Regions from separate parts of the Homo sapiens genome. Here region 1 is linked to region 2. Evidence: read pairs that join two places in POLR2A ChIA-PET (ENCODE). Cell type or tissue: OCI-LY7. All regions are shown on one strand.

Evidence for each region. ChIA-PET counts read pairs that join two places held together with the same protein. Peaks named below come from ENCODE experiments on the same cell type or tissue, not always from the same donor. Only the 100,000 strongest peaks of a DNase experiment are listed, where the experiment ranks them.
Region 1: POLR2A ChIA-PET joins it to region 2 with 5 read pairs; 1 of 35 experiments calls an interaction of 5 or more read pairs at or near these places.

The regions. Positions count from the first base shown.
Region 1 is chr7:100,548,398-100,553,397 of GRCh38, reverse strand. It overlaps AGFG2 (ArfGAP with FG repeats 2), which reads right to left. Exons shown (of 12, transcript NM_006076.5): 2 at 4,483-4,576; 3 at 2,887-3,002; 4 at 1-51. Among named protein-coding and RNA genes, the nearest start is that of AGFG2, 12 kb to the right of the region's middle. In OCI-LY7, no CTCF peak of the experiment used is centred here; a DNase peak (open chromatin) is centred at 2,937; H3K4me3 peaks cover 509 bases; H3K27ac peaks cover 2,199 bases.
Region 2 is chr7:100,190,443-100,195,442 of GRCh38, reverse strand. It overlaps STAG3 (STAG3 cohesin complex component), which reads right to left. Exons shown (of 34, transcript NM_001282717.2): 9 at 61-134. Among named protein-coding and RNA genes, the nearest start is that of STAG3, 15 kb to the right of the region's middle. In OCI-LY7, no CTCF peak of the experiment used is centred here; DNase peaks (open chromatin) are centred at 32, 2,292, 2,782, 3,342 and 1 weaker place; H3K4me3 peaks cover 3,506 bases; H3K27ac peaks cover 5,000 bases.

The sequences.
Region 1 (5,000 bases), 360 kb before region 2:
GCACTGCCTTTGGTATAAGTGGGCCCCTTGACTTGGTCTGGGGGGACATACCTTTGAGAAAGAATAGTTAGGCTGTAAAGAGAGGGATAAAACTTTGGACCACGCTCAGCTGAGATGTTTGGGAAGACACAGGAGTCAAAATCTATGCTCATTTTTCTCTACTGATTCCCTTTTTTGAAGGGAACCGAGCAACTTAGCAAAGTTCTGCCTATCTTGAGCATCCCCTTGAACATCTTTTGGTTTTTTTGAGACAGGGTCTCGCTGTTGCCCAGGGTGGAGTGCAGTGGGGCAATGTTGGCTCAACACAGCCTTAACTACCTAGGCTCAAGTGATTCTCCTGCCTCAGCCTCCCAAGTAGCTGGGACCACAAACAAGTACATGCTACCATGCCTGGCTAATTTTTTAATTATTTGTAGAGAAGAGGTCTCACTATGTTGCCCAGGGTGGTCTCAACCTCTTGGCCTCAGGTGATCCTCCTGCCTTAGCCTCCAAAGTTCTGGGATTACAGGCATGAGCCACCACACCTGGCAAAGGTCCCCCTCTTTTATTTCCTGGGTGTTTCTTCAGACTCCTTCTTCTCAGCTCCATAGAAAAGCTGCCTGCCGCCTCATCCTCTAGGTGCTCACAATCCACACTTCCATCCTGCCAGCTCCTGCCGGGACAATTCCCTTCCACTACAGTGTATGTGGCCCCTACTCTGTAAGTGTCAGCTTAATCCTGAGGACATCCCTAGGAGGGACTCCACAGTGTGGTCTTATCCACATCAATCTCTTTGTTCTCTGCATTCTCTTCTCTACCTCACAGTTACCTCCCAACATGTACACACCCCAGAGATCCCACAAGAAGTGATACCAGGGGAGAGGAAAGGTAAGGGAGAATGGAGATGCTGTTTCCTTCATCAGGAAGACAAAATATAGTTGTCCCATGGTATCCTCAGGGAACTGGTTCCAGGATCCCCCTGACAATTCCATAATCAGAGGACGGGACACTCAAGTCTCTTATATAATATGGTGAAGTATTTGCATCAAATATGTATATCCTCCAATATACTTTAAATCATCTCTAGGTTACTTATAATACCTAATACAATGTAAATGCCATGCAATAGTTGCTATATTGTATTGCTTTTTATTTGTATTATTATTTTTTTTTTGAGACGGAGTTTCACTCTGTCACCCAGGCTAGAGTACAGTGGCACGATCTCAGCTGACTGCAACCACTGCCTCCCGGGTTCAAGCAGTTCTCTGCCTCAGCCTCCTGAGTAGCTCGGATTACAGGTGCCCATGACCATGCCTGGCTAATTTTTTGTATTTTTAGTAGAGACGGGGTTTCACCATCTTGGCCAGGCTAGTCTTGAACTAGTCCTGACCCTGTGATCCACCCGCCTCGGTCTCCCAAAGTGCTGGGATTACAGGCATGAGCCACCACACCTGGCCTTATTTGTATTATTTTTTATTGTTGTATTGTTATTTTTTGTGTTCCCTACTTTTTTTTTTTTTTTTTTTTTTTTTTGAGACAGTCTCTCTCTCTTTGCCCAGGCTGGAGTACAGTGGCATGATCTCAGCTCACTGCAACCTCCGCCTCCTGGGTTCAAGCAATTTTCCTGCCTCAGCCTCCAGAGTAGCTGGGATTACAAGTGTCCACCCCCACACCCAGCTAATTTTTTTTGTATTTTTAGTAGGGACGGGGTTTCACCATGTTGGCCAGGCTAGTCTCGAACTCCTGACCTCAAGTGGTCTGCCCACCTCAGCCTCCCAAAGTGCTGGGATTATAGGCGTGAGCCACCTTGCCTGGCCTATTTTCCCAAATATTTTTGATGTGAGGTTGATTGGATCCATGGTTGCAGAATCTACAGATACAGAGGGCTGACTGTACATATAAATCATGAAACAAGGCCGGGCACGGTGGCTCACGCCTGTAATCCCAGCACTTTGCGAGGCCAAGGCAGGCAGATCATTTGAGCCCAGGAGTTTCAGACCAGCCTGGGCAACGTGGTGAAACCTCATTTCTACAAAAAATATAAAAATTAAGGCCGGGCGCAGTGGCTCACGCCTGTAATCCCAGCACTTTGGGAGCCAAGGTGGGCGGATCACGAGGTCAGGAGATCGAGACCATCCTGGCTAACACGGTGAAACTCCGTCTCTACTAAAAATACAAAAAATTAGCTGGGTGTGGTGGCGGGCGCCTGTAGTCCCACCTACTCGGGAGGCTGAGACAGGAGAATGGCGTGAACCTGGGAGGTGGAACTTGGAGTGAGCCGAGATCACGCCACTGCACTCCAGCCTGGGTGACAGAGCGAGACTCTGTCTCAAAAAAAAAAAAAAAAAGAAATATATATATATATATATATATATATATATATATATAAATTAGCCAGGCATGGTGGCACACACCTGTAGTCCCAGTTACTGGGGAGGATGAGGTAGGAGGATCACCTGAGCTCCAAGAAGCTGAGACTGCAGTAAGCTGTGACTGTGGCACTGCACTCTAGCCTGGGCAACAGAGTGAGACCTTGTCTCAAAAAAAAAAAAAAATCATAAAATGATGGGTTAAAGGAATAAAACTATAGGATGTGTGCTTCCAGCCATCTCTCCCCATACATAAGATCAGCTGAGCTATAAAAATGAACACCCACAGGCCTACCTCCCGACTCCAATCAGTCTACTATCTCTCCAAAAGAGAGGACATAAAATCTGCAGGGTTAGTGACTGAGAACAAGTTGTCCTTTCATGTAGATTTATTTTAGCCGTAACTGAATGTGAGTGGAACAGAATCGACCCAAGTCTAGTCTTTTGTGAGAAGGCCAAATTCAACTCTAGAAACTGGACTGTCAGATGAAGAATGTCTTGAACACGTTTCCATAGCAACCTCTTTCCTACTCCTTACCATCTCTTCTTCTCATATTTTTCCTGGAGAAACTCCTTCACTTTCTGAGGATCCCTGGAATCTGGTACTAAAGATGTCCGAGCATCAAACAGACCCAACCAAATCTTCCGGCAAACCTAAAAGAATGAAGGTGTCAGAGGAGTGGGAGCAGAAAGCAGGAAATACAAAAAATACCACTTCCTTTTTTTTTTTTTTTTTTTTTTTTTGAGACGGAGTCTCGCTCTGTCGCCGGGCTGGAGTGCAGTGGCACGATCTCAGCTCACTGCAACCTCCACCTCCGGGGTTCAAGCAATTCTCCTGCCTCAGTCTCCCAAGTAGCTGAGACTATAGGCATGCGCCACCACGCCCAGCTAATTTTTGTACTTTTAATAGAGATGAGGTTTCACCATGTTGGCCAGGATGGCCTCGATCTCTTGACCTCGTTATCTGCCCACCTCAGCTACCCAAACTGCTGGGATTACAGGCATGAGCCACCGCGCCCAGCCACCACTTCCTATTTATTCATCAGTAAATACATATTGGCTGGATGTGGTGGCTCACACCTGTAATCTCAGCACTTTGAAAGGCCGAGGTGGGTGGATCACTTGAGTACGGGAGTTCAAGAGCAGTCTGGGCAACACAGCGAAACCCACTCTCTAAAAAAATACAAAAATTAGTGGAGCATGGTGGCATGTGCCTATAGTTCGAGCTACTTGGGAGGCTGAGGTGGGAGGATCGTTTGAGCCCAGGAGGTTGAGGTTGCAGTGAGCCAAGATTGCACCATTAAGCTCCAGCCTGGGTGACAGAGCAAGCAAGAGCTTGTCTCTGATAAATAAATAAATAAATAAATAAATAAACAAATATTGAGCATGGACACAGTGCTAGGATCTGGGTCTACCTACAAACCAGATATGATTCCTGTCCTCGCAGAGTTTATAATCCAATGGGGCAGTCATATCTTAGATAAATAAAACTAAAGTTATAATCACATTTTGTGACATGTATTGAAAAAGGAAAATAGAGGGCCATGAGAATTATGGAGAATTAAATTTCACTAAGGGTAGGGTCCAGGACAATTTTCAGAGCTCTGGCTTCCAGGACACCTCCAGAGGCCCTTGAGGATACCCTCTAAGTAAACCAATCACCCATAAGCTGGGGTACTGCTAACGCCAAGGATAGCAACTTCTGATCGGCAGATTTAGCTAGGGAAGGGGTTTAAGTCACTTTCCAGTACAAGATATGCACTTAAATCCAGGTTGTCGAGGCTGAAGGCAGCAGAGCTGGCTCCAGGAAAGCTTCCTCAGAGGGGCTGGCCCAGTCAACTCTGAATGCTCACGCTCTGGAGCTCTGGTCATTCTACCCCTCCATTGCTCAGGTGCCACATCCTACAACGATATTGCTACTTCCCCTGACTCCTGAAAAGGAGGCCTAGACAAACCATGATTTGTATAACAGAATAAAGATTCTGTAAATATACCTAAGGAAAGAAATCATACATATGAAAAAATTAAGAGAAACTCAACCAAAAATAAAACCGTAAGGTTTCCCTACAATCTTGAGGCAAAGCCCCACCTGCAGATAGGTGACCTTCTCACCACTCCATCGGTGGCAGCTCACCTCATTTCCACGGGATTGCAGGAATACTACTTCAGGCTCAGTGAAAGTTGTCATGGAGATTGACTTGACACGATGAGGGGGGTTCAGCCCTCTCCTATGGGAGAGAAACAGGAAGAAAGAGAAGTATAATGCAGTTAGCATGGCAGGCTGTTCATGGGAGGAGGAGGAGGAGGGAGAAAGGGTGAAAGAATAGCATATAAACTAAGCTCAGATAGAACCCCCCCATCTGAAGCTACTTCCTAATTCCAGGAAAGAAGGGAAATATTTGGAATATTTTGGAGATATTAGAAGTCTCCAAAGAGAGGCCAGGCACAGTGACTCACACCTGTAATCCCAGCACTTTAGAAGGCCGAGGCAGGCAGCTCACTTGAGGCCAGGAGTTCGAGACCAGCCTGGCCAATATGGTGAAAACCTGTCTCTACTAAAAATACAAAAATTAGCCGGGCATGGTAGTGCACGCCTGTAATCTCAGCTACTCAGGAGGCTAAGGCACAAGTATCGCTTGAACCTGGGAGGCA
Region 2 (5,000 bases):
CTTCCTCAGATTCCATAACCAAAGGCCAGCTGCTTCAATGAGAGAGGCCCATTAGCTCACCTGTACCGATGAACAAAGACACCCCTGAAGAGGGCATTCATCATCCCCTCAATCTCCTCTTGATGCTCTTGGAGCTGGAGGACAGGGAGAAACGGGTTAATCTTTCTTGTACCCTAACAAGCATAAGGCCCTGAAGATACAGAAAAACTACAACTTCCACCTACTTCCTGTTTATTATAGGATAGTGTGAACCCCCGTAATCCTATGCTCTCTTTTAAACCTTCTAATTCTGGAAGAAGCTGTATAGTCAACTAATGCCTCAGAGGTTTGTGTTTAGTAAAAATAATAACCCCTCTGCATGTGGTTATTCGGACTATTCAGAAGCCCTAGCTGGCATTATACAGGTGTATCTCGCTTTATTGCACTTTATTGATTTGCAGACATTGTGGATTTTTTTTAAACAAACTAAAGGTGTGTGACAACCCTGCATTGAGCATACCTATCAGTGCCATTTTTCTAATAGTATATCCTCACTTTGTGTCCCTGTGGCACATTTTGGTAATTCTCACAATATTTCAAACCTTTTCATTATGGTATCTGTTATGGTTATCTGTGATCAGTAATCTTTAATGTTACATATTTTTTTATGAGACAGGGTCTCACTCTGGCACCCAGGCTGGAGTACAGTGGTGTGACCATGGCTCACGGCAGCCTCCACCTCCTGGACTCGAGCAATCCTCCTGCCTCAGCCTCCCAACTAGCTGGGAGTCCAGATGCATGCTGCCACACCCAGCTAGTTAAAAAAAATTTTTTTTTTTGTAGAGACGGGCTCTCCCTATGTTTGCCCAGGCTGGTCTTGAACTCCTGGGCTCAAGCGATCCTTCCACCTCACTCTCCCAAAGTGCTGGGATTACAGGCATGGGCCATCACACCCAGCCTAATGTTACTACTGTAACTGTTTTGGGGTACCACAAACCGTGCCCATATAAGATGGCAAACTTAACAATGTCTGTGTTCTGACTACTCTACCAACAAGAGTTTCTCTGTCTCTCTCTCTCTCCTCAGGCCTCCCTATTCATTCCTTGAGACACAAAAATATTGTAATTAGGTCAATTAATAACCCTTTTAAGTGTCCAAATGAAAGGAAGAGTCACATGTTTCTCACTTTAAATCAAAAGCTAGAAATGATTAAGCTTAGAGGCCAGGTGCAGTGGCTCACACCTATAATCCCAGCACTTTGGGTGGCCAAGGTGGGCAAATCACTTGAGGTCAGTTCGAGACCAGCCTGACCAACATGGCGAAACCCCGTCTCTACTAAAAACAGAAAATTAGCTGGGTGCGGTGGCGGGCACCTATAACCCCACCTACTCAGGAGGCTGAGGCAGGAGAATCACTTGAACCCAGGAGATGGAGGTTGTGGTGAGCCAAGATCACGCCATCGCACTCTAGCCTGGGCAACAAAGTGAGACTCCGTCTGAAAAAGAAAAAAAAAAAAAAAAAAAAGAAATGATTAAGCTTAGTTGAAAACCAAGACAGGCCAATCGATAGCTAGGCCTCTTGTGCCAAACAGCCAAGTTATGAATGCAAAAGAAAAATTCTTGAAAGAAATTAAAAATGCTACTCCAGTGAACACACAAAGGGTAAGAAAGTTAAACAGTCTTATTGCTGATACAGAGACAGTTTTAGTAGTCCGAACAGAAGATCAAACCAGCCACAACATTCCCTTTGGCCAAAGCCCAATCCAGATCAATGTCCTAGCTGTTTTCCATTCTATGAAGGCTGAGCAAAGTAAGGAAGCCACAGAAGAAAAGTTTGAAGCTAGAAGTTAGTTCGTGAGGTTTAAGGAAAGAAGCCCTCTCCATAACATAAAAGTACACGGTGAAGCAGCAAATACTGATAGAGAAGCAACAAGTTATCAAGAAAATCTAGCTAAGATCACTGATGAAGGTGGCTACACTAAACAATGAATTTTCAATGTGGACTAAACTGCCTTATAATTGGAAAACGCCTTATATTGGAAAATCTAGGATTTTCGCAGCTATTGAGGAGAAGTCAATGCCTGGCTTCAAAGCTTCAACGGACAGCCTGACTCCTCGTTAGGGGCTAATGCAGTTGCTGACTTTAAGTTGAAGCCAATACTCATTTACCATTTTAAAAATCCTAAGGCCCTTAAGAATTATGCTAAATCTACTCTTCCTATGCTCTATAAATGAAACAACAAAGCCTAACTGATATCACATCTGTTCACAGTATGGTTTCCTGAATATTTTAAGCACATGGGTGAGGCCTACTGCTCAGAAAAAAAGATTCCTTTCAAAATATTACCGCTCAATGACAATGCACCTGGTCACCCAAGAGCTCTGGTGAAGATGTACAAGGAGATCCATGTTGCTTTTTTCATGCCCACTAACACAACATCCATTTTGCAGCCCATGAAACAAGGAGTAATTTCAACTTCAAGTCTTATTATTTCAGAAATACATTTCATAAGGCTATAGCTGCCACAGTGATTCCTCTGATGATTTGGGCAAAGTCCATTTAAAACCTCCTGGGGTTAGGCATGGTGGCTCATGCCTACTATCCCAACTTTTTGGGAGGCTGAGGTGGGAGGACTGATTAAGCCCAGGAGTTCAAGACTAGCCTGGGCAACACAGTGAGACCCTGTCTCTACAGAAACAAAACAAAAACTAGCCAGATGTGGTATGCAATCTGTAGTACCAGATACTTGGAAGGATAAGGCAGGAACATCACTTGAGCACAGGAGGTTGGGGCTGCAGTGAGCCATGACTGCACCAGTACATTCCGGTCTAGGCAACAGAGCGAGACCCTGTCTTCAAAACAAAAAACAAAACCAGAAAAACTCAACCCCCCGTCCGGGAAGGATTCACCATTTTATCTTATTTTATTTTATTTATTTTTGAGATGGAGTCTTGCTCCATAGCACAGGCTAGAGTGTGGTGGCGCAATCTTGGCTCACTGCAACCTCTGCCTCCTGGGTTCAAGCAATTCTCCTGCTTCAGCCTCCCAAGTAGCTGGGATTACAAGCAGCACCACCACACCTAGCTAATTTTTGTATTTTTAGTAGAGATGGGTTTTTGCCATGTTGGCCAGGCTGGTTTCAAACTCCTCACCTCACGTAGTCCACCTGCCTCAGCCTCCCAAAGTGCTGGGATTACAGGTGTGAGCCACTGTGCCTGGCCGGGATTCACCATTTTAAATGCCATAAAGAACATTTGTGGTTCATGGGAAGAGGTCAAAATATCAACATTAACAAGAGTTAAGTTGATTCTAACCCTCACGGATGACTTTGAGAGGTTTAAGACTTCAGTAGAGGAAGTAAACTACACGTGCAGTGGAAATAGCAAGAGAACTAGAAGTAGAGACTGAAGATGTGGCTGAATTGCTGCAATTTCATGACCTTGAACAAATAAGGAATTGCTTCTTATGAATGAGCAAGGAAAGTGGTTTCCTGAAATGGAATCTATTCCTGGTGAAGAGGTTGTGAATACTGTTGAAATGACAACAAATGATTCAGACTATTACCTAAATTTAGCTGATAAAGCAGCACCAGGGCTTGAGAGAATTGACTCTTGTTTTGAAAGAATTTCTACTGTGGGTAAAATGTCATCAAACAGCATTTCATGTTACAGAGAAATTTTTTGTAAAAGGAAGAGTCAGTAGATGCAGCAAACTTCACTGTTGTCTTATTTCAAGAAATTGCTACAGCCACCCTAACCTTCAGCAACCACTACCCTGATCAGTCAGCAGCCATCAACATGGAGGCAAGACCCTCCACCAACAAAAAGATTTAACTCGCTAAAGGTTCAGATTGTCATTAGCATTTTTTAGCAATAAAATATTTCTAAATTAAGGTACATACACTGCTTTTTAGACAATAGTCTTGCACACTTAACAGACTACAGTGTAAACACAACTTTCATATGCACTGAGAATTAAAAATTTTGATTTTTTGATTGTGTGACTCACTGTACTTCAATATTCACTTTATTATGGTGGTCTGGAATTGAATCTGCAATATCTTTGAGGTATGATGCCCGTATATGTTTCTAACAATTTGGAAAACAAATTTTTAGTAAGTTGCAGTTTAATAGAAGTGGAACTAGCAAAAATGAGAAGAAAGGAATTAGATCAGTGGTTCTCAACTGAGGCTAATTTTGTTCCCCAGGGGAGATTTAGCAGTGTCTAAAGATTTTTTTGGCTGCCACAACTTGCTGGGGGAGCAGGGTACTACTGGTATCTATCTAGTAGATAAAGGCCAGAGATCTGCTAAACATCCTACCATGGCAGGACAGCCCCGCAACGTCCATAGTGCCATTATTGAAAAATCCTGGATCACATGAACAATAGACACCAAGGAAACAGAATTATAAGGAGAAAGGGAACATCCTTTAAGACAACAGGCCCCACCTCTTCAATTATGTAAGAACAACATATCATTTTCGACAGGACATACTTAAGTCTTTAGGGCTGAAGTACCTATATGTCCATATTTTACACTAAAATAGCAAAAATAGGTAAAGCAAATATGTAAAATATTTGGGAAAGGGAGACTGAGAAAAGGCTACTGGCTTTAGGAATTAGGAAGTCATTGGTTTAGAAAGAACAGTTTCAAAGAAAATGGGGAAATAAGCTAGGTAGCAAAAAGGATTCAGTTAGTTGGACATTAAGGAAGTAAGGAAATACTATCCTAAAAGGAAGGATGGAAAAAAGAGTAACTCACAAAGGAGCAGAGTGAAATAAAGATTCAAGAGCCTATATACATTTATAAGTGGAGAGAAGAAAATAGTGGGGAGGAAGAAATTTAGGATAAAATGGGGGAATTATAATGATAATTGATTAAGCAAGAGCCCAGAGAAGCCAAAAAAGAAAAAGAAAAGAAAAGATTCGCACTAGTGTACATAATTTAAAATCCGGGATAGATTAATATTCAAGCTTTTAAGATCAACCTGACAATGCAAAATAACAAAAGAGAATAAGGG